3 separate regions of the Homo sapiens genome follow, and all the other regions are linked to region 2. The links are chromatin contacts, found by Hi-C or POLR2A ChIA-PET in ENCODE. All regions are on one chromosome and are shown on one strand. Each heading gives the region's core, a stretch centred on a gene start or an enhancer-like site at or near the end of the contact. The rest is flanking DNA. Distances are from core to core; before and after follow the strand shown. Region 1 overlaps TBC1D16 (TBC1 domain family member 16). Region 2 has its middle 13 kb from the start of CBX4. Region 3 overlaps TBC1D16 (TBC1 domain family member 16).

The links. A loop is a pair of places that touch in the nucleus more often than their neighbours do. ChIA-PET counts read pairs that join two places held with the same protein, here RNA polymerase II (POLR2A). Pooled maps may share reads with other maps.
Region 1: a map of K562 shows a loop between it and region 2 (2.2-fold over the local background). The contact joins two enhancer-like sites. A Hi-C loop is called at or near these places in 29 of 168 maps with a recorded cell type or tissue (A673, B cell, CD8-positive, alpha-beta T cell and 19 more), 14 of 37 single-sample maps with no recorded cell type and 23 of 50 pooled maps. POLR2A ChIA-PET finds 5 or more read pairs at or near these places in 10 of 52 experiments (A549, AG04450, Caco-2 and 7 more).
Region 3: a map with no recorded cell type shows a loop between it and region 2 (2.1-fold over the local background). The contact joins two enhancer-like sites. A Hi-C loop is called at or near these places in 10 of 168 maps with a recorded cell type or tissue (B cell, GM12878, HepG2 and 6 more), 6 of 37 single-sample maps with no recorded cell type and 11 of 50 pooled maps. POLR2A ChIA-PET finds 5 or more read pairs at or near these places in 10 of 52 experiments (Caco-2, H1, HepG2 and 5 more).

What each region holds. Positions count from the first base shown.
Region 1 is chr17:79,976,466-79,980,418 of GRCh38, reverse strand. All of the region lies in intron 3 of TBC1D16 (TBC1 domain family member 16), which reads left to right. It overlaps LOC124904073 (a long non-coding RNA gene), which reads left to right. Exons shown (of 2, transcript XR_007065930.1): 1 at 1-359; 2 at 891-1,417. Among named protein-coding and RNA genes, the nearest start is that of LINC01979, 52 kb to the right of the region's middle. RefSeq lists a silencer at 2,045-2,224. Within about 2 kb of position 2,343, at least 7 of the 41 ENCODE cell types and tissues checked have a DNase peak (open chromatin) inside an H3K27ac peak, as active enhancers do.
Region 2 is chr17:79,850,949-79,854,722 of GRCh38, reverse strand. No RefSeq gene overlaps it. Among named protein-coding and RNA genes, the nearest start is that of CBX4, 13 kb to the right of the region's middle. RefSeq lists an enhancer at 3,291-3,774. Within about 2 kb of position 1,747, at least 7 of the 41 ENCODE cell types and tissues checked have a DNase peak (open chromatin) inside an H3K27ac peak, as active enhancers do.
Region 3 is chr17:79,935,234-79,939,173 of GRCh38, reverse strand. TBC1D16 (TBC1 domain family member 16) reads left to right here. Exons shown (of 12, transcript NM_019020.4): 12 at 1-3,940. Among named protein-coding and RNA genes, the nearest start is that of LINC01979, 10 kb to the right of the region's middle. Within about 2 kb of position 1,558, at least 3 of the 41 ENCODE cell types and tissues checked have a DNase peak (open chromatin) inside an H3K27ac peak, as active enhancers do.

The sequences.
Region 1 (3,953 bases), core at 1,094-3,593, 130 kb before region 2:
CCTCTTCTTAGTGTCTTGTTCCTCCGGGAAGGAAGGAAAGCTCCGGCTTGTTAGGCGGAATTTGCTGACCCTACATGGTGGTCAAGAAGCCCGTGCCGTGAAGCCAAGAGAGAAGGGGAATTTGGGCTGCAAGCCTGAAAAAGAGTTCATGAAATTTAATCAGATGCCTAAGGGGAACACCTAAATTTAGTCAAATTATTATCAGTATTCACTCCATTTTTAAATTGCCTAGGGGAACGTCACGGAAAAGTTGGGAAGCCACCAGCCTGGGTGGTGATTATTCTGTTTCTGCAGAGCAGTGGGATGCGCTGGGAGGCTCGGAGGCCCAGATGAACCTCGCGGCCACCCTCCACGGCACGGTGAGCTGCTCCTCCAGGTGCAAGGATGGGCTGCCCAGAGGGTCTGGGGAGGCACCGGTGCCCACAGCCGTGTTGGGCAGGCCTGAGGGCTTCTTGTGTTTGGCCATAATGGATGTGTCTGGGACCTGGACCTTGGCCTCCTGCGCCCCAAGCTCTGGCCCGCAGAGCCCACCACCTGGAAGCCAGAGCCCACCCATAGCAAGGCCTCTGTCTGTGAAGACCCCTCCCCTCCTTGCTACTTGGTTATTCTCTGGCCTCAGTCTCTGCTTGGTTCTCTAGTCAGGGTGAGCTTTTGGTGGATGTGAAGGGAGACCAGGGTCCTTTCCTGCTCCTAGTGAGAACCGTGGGATTTGCGGCCTGACAGGTTACATTCCTTTCCGGGCTGATGTCCCAGCTGTGTTTGCAGGAAACAGTGAAGGTCGACGTGTGCCTTTTTATGGCACCGAATAACCTGGACCTGCGACAGGAACCGTGAGCGTCTTTCTGTCCCCTAAAAGTATTTGGATACTAATTGACTGTTTGGTCCTGCAGAGATGACACAGGGACGTCTTCACGCCCAGATGCATTTGCAGCTATGCGGTCCTCCCGCCTCCCGCTTCAGGCCTCTCCCATCTCCCCTGGGTTTCCACACAGTGTCGCAGCTTCACCTCGAGAGGGCCACGTGATTGGCGGCACTGGGGATGCCTGAGCCCTTGATCCCTCTGCTGGGGTCCAGGGCGTGGGTGTGCATCCCTGGAGCGTGTGTGCTCTGGGCGTGGGTGTGCGTCCCCGGAGCGCGTGTGCTCTGGGCGTGGGTGTGCATCCCCGGAGCGTGTGTGCTCTAGGCGTGGGTGTGCGTCCCCGGAGCGTGTGTGCTCTGGCCTTCCCTGCCCAGCTCCTATGGCTCCTCCTTTCCCTAGGTTGGGCAGAATCTCCCAGGTGTGCTGCTGATGGACAGGCTGAGAGCGTGGAGCCCACGAGGGCGCTTTGGTTTAGAATCATCTCATTGGTTTGCCCACGTTAAGCTCCTATAAAATCTAGGGGAAAAAAAATAAACATTCTTTTTGGGTTCAGAAAAATCTCTTGGCTGTTTTCTTCCCAGTAATGTGTATTTCAAGGACGAAGTCGAGAGGGAATGAAAACAGAACGATTGGCTCTCAAAAGCCTGGTTCAGGAGCAACTGGGAGTGGTCTCTAGACTGCTTGAGCTATTAATTATTTTGCTTTATTTATTAGATGTACCCAGCGTCCCTTTGCCTCCAAGCATATTTGCAAATGCCTTAAGGGAAAAAGAAAAACAAATGATTCCTGCCATCAGAGTCTCCAGCCCTTAATGAATAACACCGTGTAATCACGCTGAATGGAAAAAGCCCAGTACGGCATCACGTGCACGTCCTGAGTCTAAGTCGTCACAGTCGTAAATGCACGGGACCCACGGAAGCTCAGAAACTCGTAACAGCTGTGAGATCTGTTCAGTGGAATTTTTCTTAATTTCCCTGGGAAATCCACAAGGTCACTCCATATGACTAAGAAAAAATTAAAACAGAAACAGCACTCAAAGGCCTGGTACATTCTCTCCTCCTACCTGCCGCGGATTGTTGCCCGCCCGCCACGGCCCCCACCCCGCCCCCACGGCTGGCAAAGGAACAGAAGAAAGGCCGGGCCTGGTTATCTTTTCCTAAACCGTGCTGGTAATCAACCTGAAGGATGTGCCTGCCCGCTTCCTCCCAGTGATTTACACCTTCCCTAATTAGCCGTGATGTTGCAGATCGGCAGAGTTAATCGCCGGAGCGGAGACCCTGCCTTCCCAGTTCCCAGCAGCTCTGGCTCTGGGAGTGTGCCGCCCATGCCGCGAGGAGCTGCGATTCATCCCCGCCCCGCTTGGCCCTGTATTTTCCGGCCTTGCTGCTCCCAGTCCCTCTGGCTGGAAAAGCCAGGCTGTCTCGGTGCATGCGGGATGTCGGCGCTCCCGAGCTCGACCGTGACCATGGGGCAGGTTCTAGGCCTGGGATGGCAGAATCCGGCCGGCTGTGCGCCCATCACTTAACATTGCCACTTATGTCAGAAATGGCAGCTTGAGCCTAATAGAGCCAGCTTCCCGTGGGCCCCCCTCAGCATCCAGGCCTCTGAAAAGCTTAGGGGTCCCACCCCGGCAGCAGAAGGCACCGCAGTCGCCGAGGCTTTATTGCTCTGCCTCTTCGAACTGGCAGCCGCATCAATCGCCCTCCCGTGCACAGCCGGCTGGGCTCTGCGAGCAGACTCCAGAGCTGGGTCTGGCTGCCTCTGTGGTCAGCGGGAAGCTGGCAGAGTCCAGCCTCTCGGCTGGATGAGTCCAGTACCGCCGTGTGCACATGTGTGTGTGATGCTAATTATGCCAGACGTGCTTCAGTTTTGCTGGGAACAGTTAGCTTACTGTGCATTTTAGAAACTGCCAGGATTTTAGAGCCTAATGGGGTTCCTAGAGATCGTAGCGTCCAGCCAACTCATCGCCGTCTCACAGGTGGGGGAAGGAAGGTGCGGAGAGCTCTCTCTCCTCCGTCACCCCCATCCTGCTGCGTGCCAGGCCCTGTGGGGCAAGGGTTGCAGAGATGGCTGAGACATCACCCTTGCCTGGGGGACCAAGACACACCAGTGGGTTGCAGATGCTGGGAAGGGGCCAGGTGGAGGGATGAGGCGTCAGGGAAGGTGGTCTCTGCCTCGTTGGAGTCAGAGACCCGGAGGTGGAGGCTGCTGCTCCACACGGACCCCTTCCCATCCCATCCCCTCCTCAGCCTTGTAATCTGTGTGACCTGCACGTCCCTGTGCACCGGGCCGTCTCTGGGATGGGGCGGGGCTCCATGCATCTTCCCTTCTCTTCGCTTACTGAGGGTGGTGGAGGCAGTGGGGCTTCAGGAAAGCTTTGGACGTTGGGCTGGGGTTCGCCTCGTTGGGGAAGGCGTGAAATGACCCAGGCAAAGTAGGATATTCTGGTGGACGGATCACTGAAAAGGATGAATTCATGGGCAACAGAGATGCTTGGGTTGAATGCTGGATTTTATTCCTCCCTTCCTCCTGCCAGAGGCTCCTGACACTTTTGTTTTAAGTCACCAGAGCAGCTCAGCAGGCAGGTAGAAACTGCCCCATCCCGTGTTCCCTGTAGCCTTCTGCAGGGCAGGCCTCACCTGGGCTGCGTGAAGCAGGAGAGGATGGGATGAGAGGGGCTGGGATGGAGCAGCAGCCTCCACCTCTGGGGACCGATTCCATAGAGAGGAGTCCTTCAGAGTTTGTTTCAGATGAATGGAAAGGCACTGTCAACGGAAGAGGCTTCAGAAAAATCTCAAGCTTGCTGTTCCCTTTGGCTCCTGCCTCGGGGGACTTAAACCCTCCAGGATAATGACGTGGAGAAGACCCCAGGGCCCAGTGTATCAGGGCCAGTTTGCATCCAGCATCCCTGCTGAGTCAGGAGCGGCGGGGGTCTTGCTGTTTGGATCTCTGGACATTCACCAGAATCCCCTAAGCTGGTCTTTGCACGGTGTGTTTCCCTCACGCTTTTGAGCTCATCTTTGTTGGGAAGGATGTGGGCACACCGCACATGTGACCGACGCAGTCATTCGTTTCAGGCGTGTAAACACACACA
Region 2 (3,774 bases), core at 498-2,997:
CCCCCAGCCCACGCTGCCCACTGCTCCTGCCTTCCTTCTGGTCCTCAAACACACTCAGGAGGTGCCTACCTCAGGGCCTTGGCACCTGCTGTCCCAGCTCCTCCCCAACCTAGAGATGACAAGCCACACACTCCTTCCTCAGTGAGCCTTCCCTGACCACTAAACCTAAAGCGTGCTTTCTGCAAACACACTTAAAAAATAAACTTAAAAAAGGACAATTCTTTCCCAGCAGCAAGAGGAGAGTCAGGGCCAGGGTTAGATCAGCCCCTCCTTGGGTTGAGCAGATATAGATGGTGGCAGCATAGACATGGTCAGTCCCTAAACAGCTGGGAGAATGGAGAGCAGGCAGCAGCATCAGGCAACCCCAAGGATAACGGGGCATGCGTCCAGGGGCATGTGGCCCTCAGCCTTTGGACAATGCCTAGGGGCTTGGAGCTCTGGGCATGCGTGCAGCCCACAGGAAGGAACACCTTGTCCCAGAAGTATGAGCTAAAGATACTGTCCCAAAAGGCCAAGGTCACCATCCTCAGGACTGGGCTGCACCTTTCGTCATGACCCTGTCGAACACGCTGTGGTCCCTGCCCTACTGACACCTGGTTCTTACCACTTGCGCCCTTGGCCTGGTCAGGCCTCCTGTCTCCTAGCCTTCTTTGGGGTTGGCTATCTATGGAGTTGAATTAATTCCCTCAGCCCTGCCTAATTAAACATCTCTCATTTGTTTACAGTAATCTAAATGCCTCCTCTGGGCTGGTGCTTGTATGAGATGCTAGTAAATGTTTAGCATTAACAATTGGCTCTCTGAAAAAAAGAAATGTATGCATGCATGTATATTTATTTATTTATTTATTTATTTATTGTAAATATTACTGATAGGCAGGGCGCGGTGGCTCACACCTGTAATCCCAGCACTTTGGGAGGCCAAGGTGGGAGGATCACTTAAGGTCAGGAGTTTGAGACCAGCCTGGCCAATATGGTGAAACCCTATCTCTACTAAAAATACAAAAAATTAGCCAGGCATGGTGGTGAGTGCCTGTAATCCCACCTAATGGGAGGCTGAGACAGGAGAATCGCTTGAACCCAGGAGGTGGAGGATGCCCTGAACAAAGATCGCACCACTGCACTCCAGCCTGGGCGACAGAGCGAGACTCCGTTCTTAAAATATTTTTTTTTCATAAATAAATAAATATTACAGATATAAAGGATGCATAGCACGCCATTCACAAATAATAAAATAGGCCAGTCACGGTGACTCACGGCTGTAATCCCATCACTTTGGGAGGCCGAGGCGGGCAGATCACCTGAGGTCAGGAGTTCAAGACCAGCCTGACCAACACGGAGAAACCCCGTCTCTGCTAACAATACAAAATTAGCCAGGCATGGTGGCATATGCCGGTATTCCCAGCTACTCAGGAGGCTGAGACGGGAGAATCACTTGAACCTGGCAGGCAGAGGTTGCAGTGAGCTGAGATCACACCGTTGCACTCCAGCCTGGGCAGCAAGAGGGAAACTCCATCTCAAAAAAATAAAATAAAATAAATAAACAAATAATAAAATAGAAGATACTCTTCATTGTAAGCTCCATATACTGATGGATTCACAGAAGGTTTTTGTTGCTTTTTTGCCAAACTCTGGGATCAGTTGCCAGCCCAGGCTTGCCTTTGATAAATGAGTGTGGTTCTGACTTGAATGGCTGTGGGTATTTTCATTTAAGTTAACCAGTAAAACGAAAGTGAAACAACGAAGGAATAGGTCAAACTTCTCGTTCATAATGATGTCAGGAACTTCTTTCATAAATCAGGGAATAGTTTTTTAATACTACTTCCTCCATTCCTGTGCTCTTAGGAACATAATGGGCTGGGTGTGGTGGCTCATGCCTGTAGTCCCACCACTTTGAGAGACCGAGGCCACTGGATCACTTGAGCCCAGGAGTTTGAGACCAGCCTGGACAACACAGCAAAAACCCGTCTGTACTAAAAAATACAAAAATATTAGCCAGGCATGGAAGTGCACGCTTGTAGTCCCAGCTAATTGGGAGGCTGAGGTGGGAGGATTGCTTGAGCCCGAGAGTTGCAGATCACAGTGAGCCAAAATTTTGCCGCTGCCCTCCAGCCTGGGTGACACAGTGAGACCCTGTATAAAAAAAAAAAAGAAAAAAAGAAGAAGAAGAAGAAAAGAAGGAACAAAAGAACATAATGGCTACAAACAGGACACACTTTTTTGTTTGTTTTGTTTTGTTTTTTGAGATGGAGTCTCGCTATTGTCACCCAGGCTGGAGTGCAGTGGTGCAATCTGGGCTCACTGCAACCTCCGCCTCCTGGGTTCAAGCAATTCTCCTGCCTCAGCCTCCTGAGTAGCTGGGATTACAGGCGCCCGCTACCACGCTACCACACCCGGCTAATTTTTGTATTTGTAGTAGAGACGGGGTTTCACCATGTTGACCAGGCTGGTCTCGAACTCCTGACCTCAAGTGATCTGCCCGCCTTGGCCTCCCAAAGTGCTGGGATTGCAGGCGTGAGCCATCGTGCCCAGCCAACAGGACACACTTTTAAGTTTAATCTGCATGATTAACACTTTTTCATCACTTTCTTTTTTTTTTTTCTATCACTTTCTAAAGTATAGACAATCAACAAAAGAAAAAATCAAGTCACGATTTGTCGTGTTTACCAATTTCTGTTGAGTAAAAGCTCCAGCCATAGCTGGCTTCAAGCTACCATTAGGACAGCGCTGAAGGCAGAATTGGGCCGAGATGTGCAGCAGCAGCTGCCCCTGCGTGGCGTTTTCCACCACACACAGGGGACACAAAGAACCCGGGAACATGTGAATCTGAGGAAATCACTAGGAAGGAGTCAGTAGTGAGCATTTATTATTGTTGTTCTTTACATAATTTAATTGTAAATGCCAATCATTTAATTTGTAATCATGGCTGGGTTCAACAACGGGTTCACAAAATGTCTGAGAATGTGGCCAACGGCTCTTGCCAGCCCGTACGGGTGGACCAGCTTCATCTGGCTGTGTGAGCTCACTCGGTCCTCACACAAATCCTATTAATTCAACATTCATCTGACAGGTACGTGCTGGGCACTGTGCCAGATGCCAGGGACACGTCGGACAAGGGTGTGGACACGCCCCGACGCTTGCAGCTCTTATGTTCCAACAGGAGATGCAGGCTGGAAACACCATCAACATCCAGAGGATACTGTCTGTAAGGAGGTGAGGGTGCTATGTAAGCAGGAATAAGGAGATTGGGAGTGTTGGTGGGGACAGGGCTGGGACCGTAGTGATCAGGTGGTCAGGGCCAGCTCATTACAAAGATGACATTTGAGTAAAGACTTGAGTGAAAAAGAACCATGCAGTTATTGGAGAAAGAACATTCCAAGTGGTGGCTACAGTCAGTTCAAAGGCCCTGAGGCAACACCAAGTCAGTGTTTGAGGATTAGTGGAGGAGCCCGTGTGCCCAGAACAGAGTGTATAAGGGAGAGAGGGGTGGAAAAGAAAGCCAGGAGGTCACGGGGACACATGAGGCAGGGCCTTGGATGTCAGAGGACTTCTTAGGGTGTTGAGCCTAGAAAGTCTCCTCTCCCCTTTGCAGATGAATACACTGGTGCTCGGAGTCACGCCGGTGGCCGGCGGGAGAGCGGGGAGAAGCCTGGGTCCGTCTGGCTCTTACCACACCATGCTCCTGCTTCCACATGGCAGAGGGACAGTCAGCAGGTGTGCAGCGCCCCAGCTCCTACTTGTCTCAACAGTCCTAACTGGCCATGGCCAAGAGTTCTG
Region 3 (3,940 bases), core at 309-2,808, 85 kb before region 2:
CCATGTTGCTTCTGGGAAGAGAGGGTTGCCTTTCTGGGCTAGGGAGGTGGCTGGAGCTTCTGCCCTGACCCTCCGCTAGAAACCAGTTATATCCATTGCCACAGCAATACTGTGTAACAAATCCGCCAACACTCGGTGGCCTGCAACAGTCAGCACTGATCTAGGGCAGGAGTCAGCAGTCTGGGCAGGGTGATTCTTCTGGTCTAGGCTGGGCTTGTTTGTTTAGGGCCAGTGGGTTGTTAAGTCCCAGGGGATGCTCATGGTGCAGAGGTCGGACCTGGCCCTGCTCTGTGGTCTCTTGCATCCCTCCTGCAGGCCAGCCATGGCACAGCCAAAGGCACGGAGGGAGAGACAGCAAGTGCCTTTCCAAGCCTTGGTGGACACCACACCTGCAGCTCTCCCCTTGGCCACAGCAAGTCACGTGGCTGGGCTCAGCATTAAGGGGTGGGGGACAGGCCTGCCACTTTATTGTCCGCTCTGCACAGTCGGGTGGCAGTAGGCTGAGAATTTGGAGGGCTAAACAACTGGGACTCTGGAGAGTCTGTGTCCTAATAATGCCTGCTTTGGAGCACTCCTTCCCCACCCGCCTGCTCCAGGGGAATAGCGTCCCTGGTCCTAGCATTTCACTAGATACCTCGTGCCTTTGAACCGCTGTGTTTGGGAGGGAGGAAGAGGATAGACAGGTCCAGGGCTCCCCTCACTTGGGAAGGTCCTAGTAGAAGGCATTCCTTCTGAGTCTCCTGGCCCTACAGCTTCTCACCCCTGCTGCTCCCCAAGACCTGACCCGGACCAATCAGCTGCATCTCTGCACCAAGTGCCACCCCCACCGTGCACTGCTCGCACCTCACGCTCCCCATGGGCTGGCCCGGACCCCAGTGAGGTCTGCACCTCTCGGACCAGCCAGGACCTCGGAAGCCATGAGCTGGGTGTTCAGGGCTTGGCGGAGGAGACGCTGCTCCGCGGGGGATGGAGAAGCCCCGCCCCTCCACAACTCCCTTAATCTGGATGCAATTAGAGGAAACCAGCCAAAAACCCCGCGGCAGCTGTTGCCCCGGGATTATTCCCAGCCAGCGAGAGGCATTAGGGCGATAATTCAGTCATTAGACTTCTAGCCTTCCCACCGCCAGAACGTGCAAATAGGGGATAATCAGCCCTGCACGGCCATCCTCAGCAATGCTGCTTATTTAACCCATTTTTTAAAATGACACTTAATGTTATTGGCTGGCGTACGTGTGTGCGCATACTTAAAAGTTGATGCGTGGTGCAGCTCTGCTGCTAATGTCTGCTGACAGCGTCGCCCGATGTTGCTCAGGGCCTCTGGGAAGAGGGGACACCTTTGATGTGGGCGTGCTGGCACCCAAGAGGCAACGTGGTCAGGCTCGATGCTTGCCAGCCCTGGAAGGTCCCGCCAGGGTTGGGGGGTCGGGTGAGCACTCAGAGATCTGGGGAGGAAGCGAGGAGCCTGGTGTCCTCACCAGGTGCAGAGGGGAAATGCGTACTGCTCCAGAAGGTTCTGACTCAAGTCTCGGCCCTGAGGACTCAGAACTCACAAGTCATGGATCAAGTACAGAGGGAGGGAGGGCCCCAGCCCACCCCTGCGGGGGAGGAGGAGGGTCTGAAGGTGGGAGGGCAGCTCCATGAGCAGCCACTGTTCCTGACCAGCCGAAGTGCCAGGCAGGGGGAGGTTTCCATGTCCAGGAGGGAGAGGACCTCCACCCTCTGACCTTTCAGTTTTCCATAGCAGCCCAGTGTGAAGCTCGGCGGGGGTGGGCAGGGCATCAGGACAAGATGAAGATGCTGGCTCTGGAATGAGGACTCCCCTTGGGCTAAGGGGTAGTGGCTGGCAGAGGTTGCCCAGCTCTTTTGGAGGCCACAGGGAATAGAGGTGGGGTGGTGCTTCCGTTCCTGTGAGGCCCGCCCCCCTGAGCCCCCTCGTCTGCTTCTTGTTTGGCAGAAATAGATGTGGGGCACAGCCCCTAGATGATGGGAATCTGCCCAAGCTGTGCCCTCTGGGGAATGAAATCTTGCTCCTCGTGCAGCTTCCCCTTTCCCTTGCGGGGTGGGGGCTGGGGGTGCCAAGGCTCCACCCTTGGAGGGGGTTGCTGGGGGTGCCAAGGCTCCACCCTTTGCTCGCTGGGCAGAGGGAAGGAAGCACCTCCCTGTATGCTCTGCAGGGGCCCCTGCAGGCCACTTTGCCTCAGAGGAAGGAGGAGAGGTCCCCTGGGAAAATGCGCACACACACACACACACACACACACACACACGCACATGCACACACGCACGCATGCACACACACACACACATATGTGCAGGGGTGCAGCCTAAGTCAGTGGAGCCAGGACTGGCTGCGCAGCTGGGCCTGCCCCATTCTTGGAGTCCCCAGGGAATGAGCCTCAGGATCCACTTCGTCCCTTGTTTCTAAGCCAGGCTGCACGGCCGTTCCTGGGTGTGAAAGCATTCTGTCCTGTCTCCAGTCAGAGGGAACCGCCCCCAAACTAGAAAGCTAATTTCCCCCGAAGGTTCATGAAGCCAGAGGCATGCCCTTGGGGGTTGGTCGGGAGAAGGGTGAGAGGCAGTGCTGTGGAAGGGGCCTGGCCCCTGCTGCCTGCGATTCTCCCCGGGTATGTGGCCTTCTGCCTCCTTCAGCCTCAGTTTCCTCACCTGTAACATGAGAATAATGATGCCTGCCTGCCCAGGCCACCTCCTGGGAGTGCATTGGGGACTCTAAGTGTAAAACTGTCATGAGGATGGTTTATGAAGTCCCAGGGACCACACCTGCCACTCAGGGAAGAGACCGCTGACCTCAGCCATCAGCCGTGTGCATCGTGAGGGGCAGCGAGCTCAGGACGGAGAGCTCTCCCTTGGTTCGGAGTCAGCACACCTGCACTCCCACACGCCCACCCAGCTGTGTGTCCTCCGCCGAGGGCGAGCCTCTCTGTGACTCTTCTGTAAAATGCACCCCATTCTGCCCACTCCTGCCACGAGACCCATCCTCTGCGATCCCGCCAGGCATGTGTGTGTGAATGCATGTGCAAAGCTCTCCATCAGAAGGGTGGTGTGGGCCCTGCAGGTCCTACCCCTCGGCCTTGAAGCTCCCTCGGGCTGCGGACTCTGCCTCCTGGGTCTGAGCATTAGAACCAGGAGAGGGGTGTCCCTGGGCAGAGCCAGGGGTGCAAACAGCCTGCAGCCATCTGGCCTTTTAAGTATAGTGTGTCGCATTTCCGGGTAGGAAGGTAGCATTTCAAGTTCAAAGAGAGGTCAAGTCATGCAACCATCTTTCCTCCAGCACTTTTGGGGTAAGGAGGACAGTTTTTGTTATGGTTTAGGGGAAATTTTCATGAAATTTCCACCATTACCAATAGATTACTGATGTCCATGGCAAGTGATCTGTTCTTGGTATTTTGTTTTGTTTTGTTTTGGTTTTTAAATGTAATCACCCATTGGTCAGGCCCAGGACTGGTCACCATGAGCTCTGCTAGCCACGGCCCCAACGATGCTTCCGGCTCTCATGGATTCCACAGCAAATAAAACTGTACTGACAACAGATGCACGCTGTACAGTGCCTCTGGAAGGTGCGGTGGGACTTGCTGGGTCAAAGCACGGCAGGCTCTGTGCTGGGCAAACAGGGCCCCGTGGCAGCCCAAGGGCAGCCTGCAGACGCCAGTGTGCCCGGCTTCTCCCATGTTCTGAGATGGGGGAGGGGAAGGTGTAAAAGAGAGCTGGATGGGGGCTGTGGGGACTGAGGGTCCTGGGAGGCTGGCCAGGGGCTCAGCAAGCGCCCACTTTGGGAGGCCTTGCCCTCTGGGCTGTGGTTGGACAGCACTAGGCCTGCAGGCTGGGCTGCCAGGAGGAAGAGCAGCTCCGGACCTCAGGCCCCCCCAGCAGGCGGCGATGGAGGGTGATGGGAGAATTGACGAGTGCTCGCGGGGTCTCACTCGGG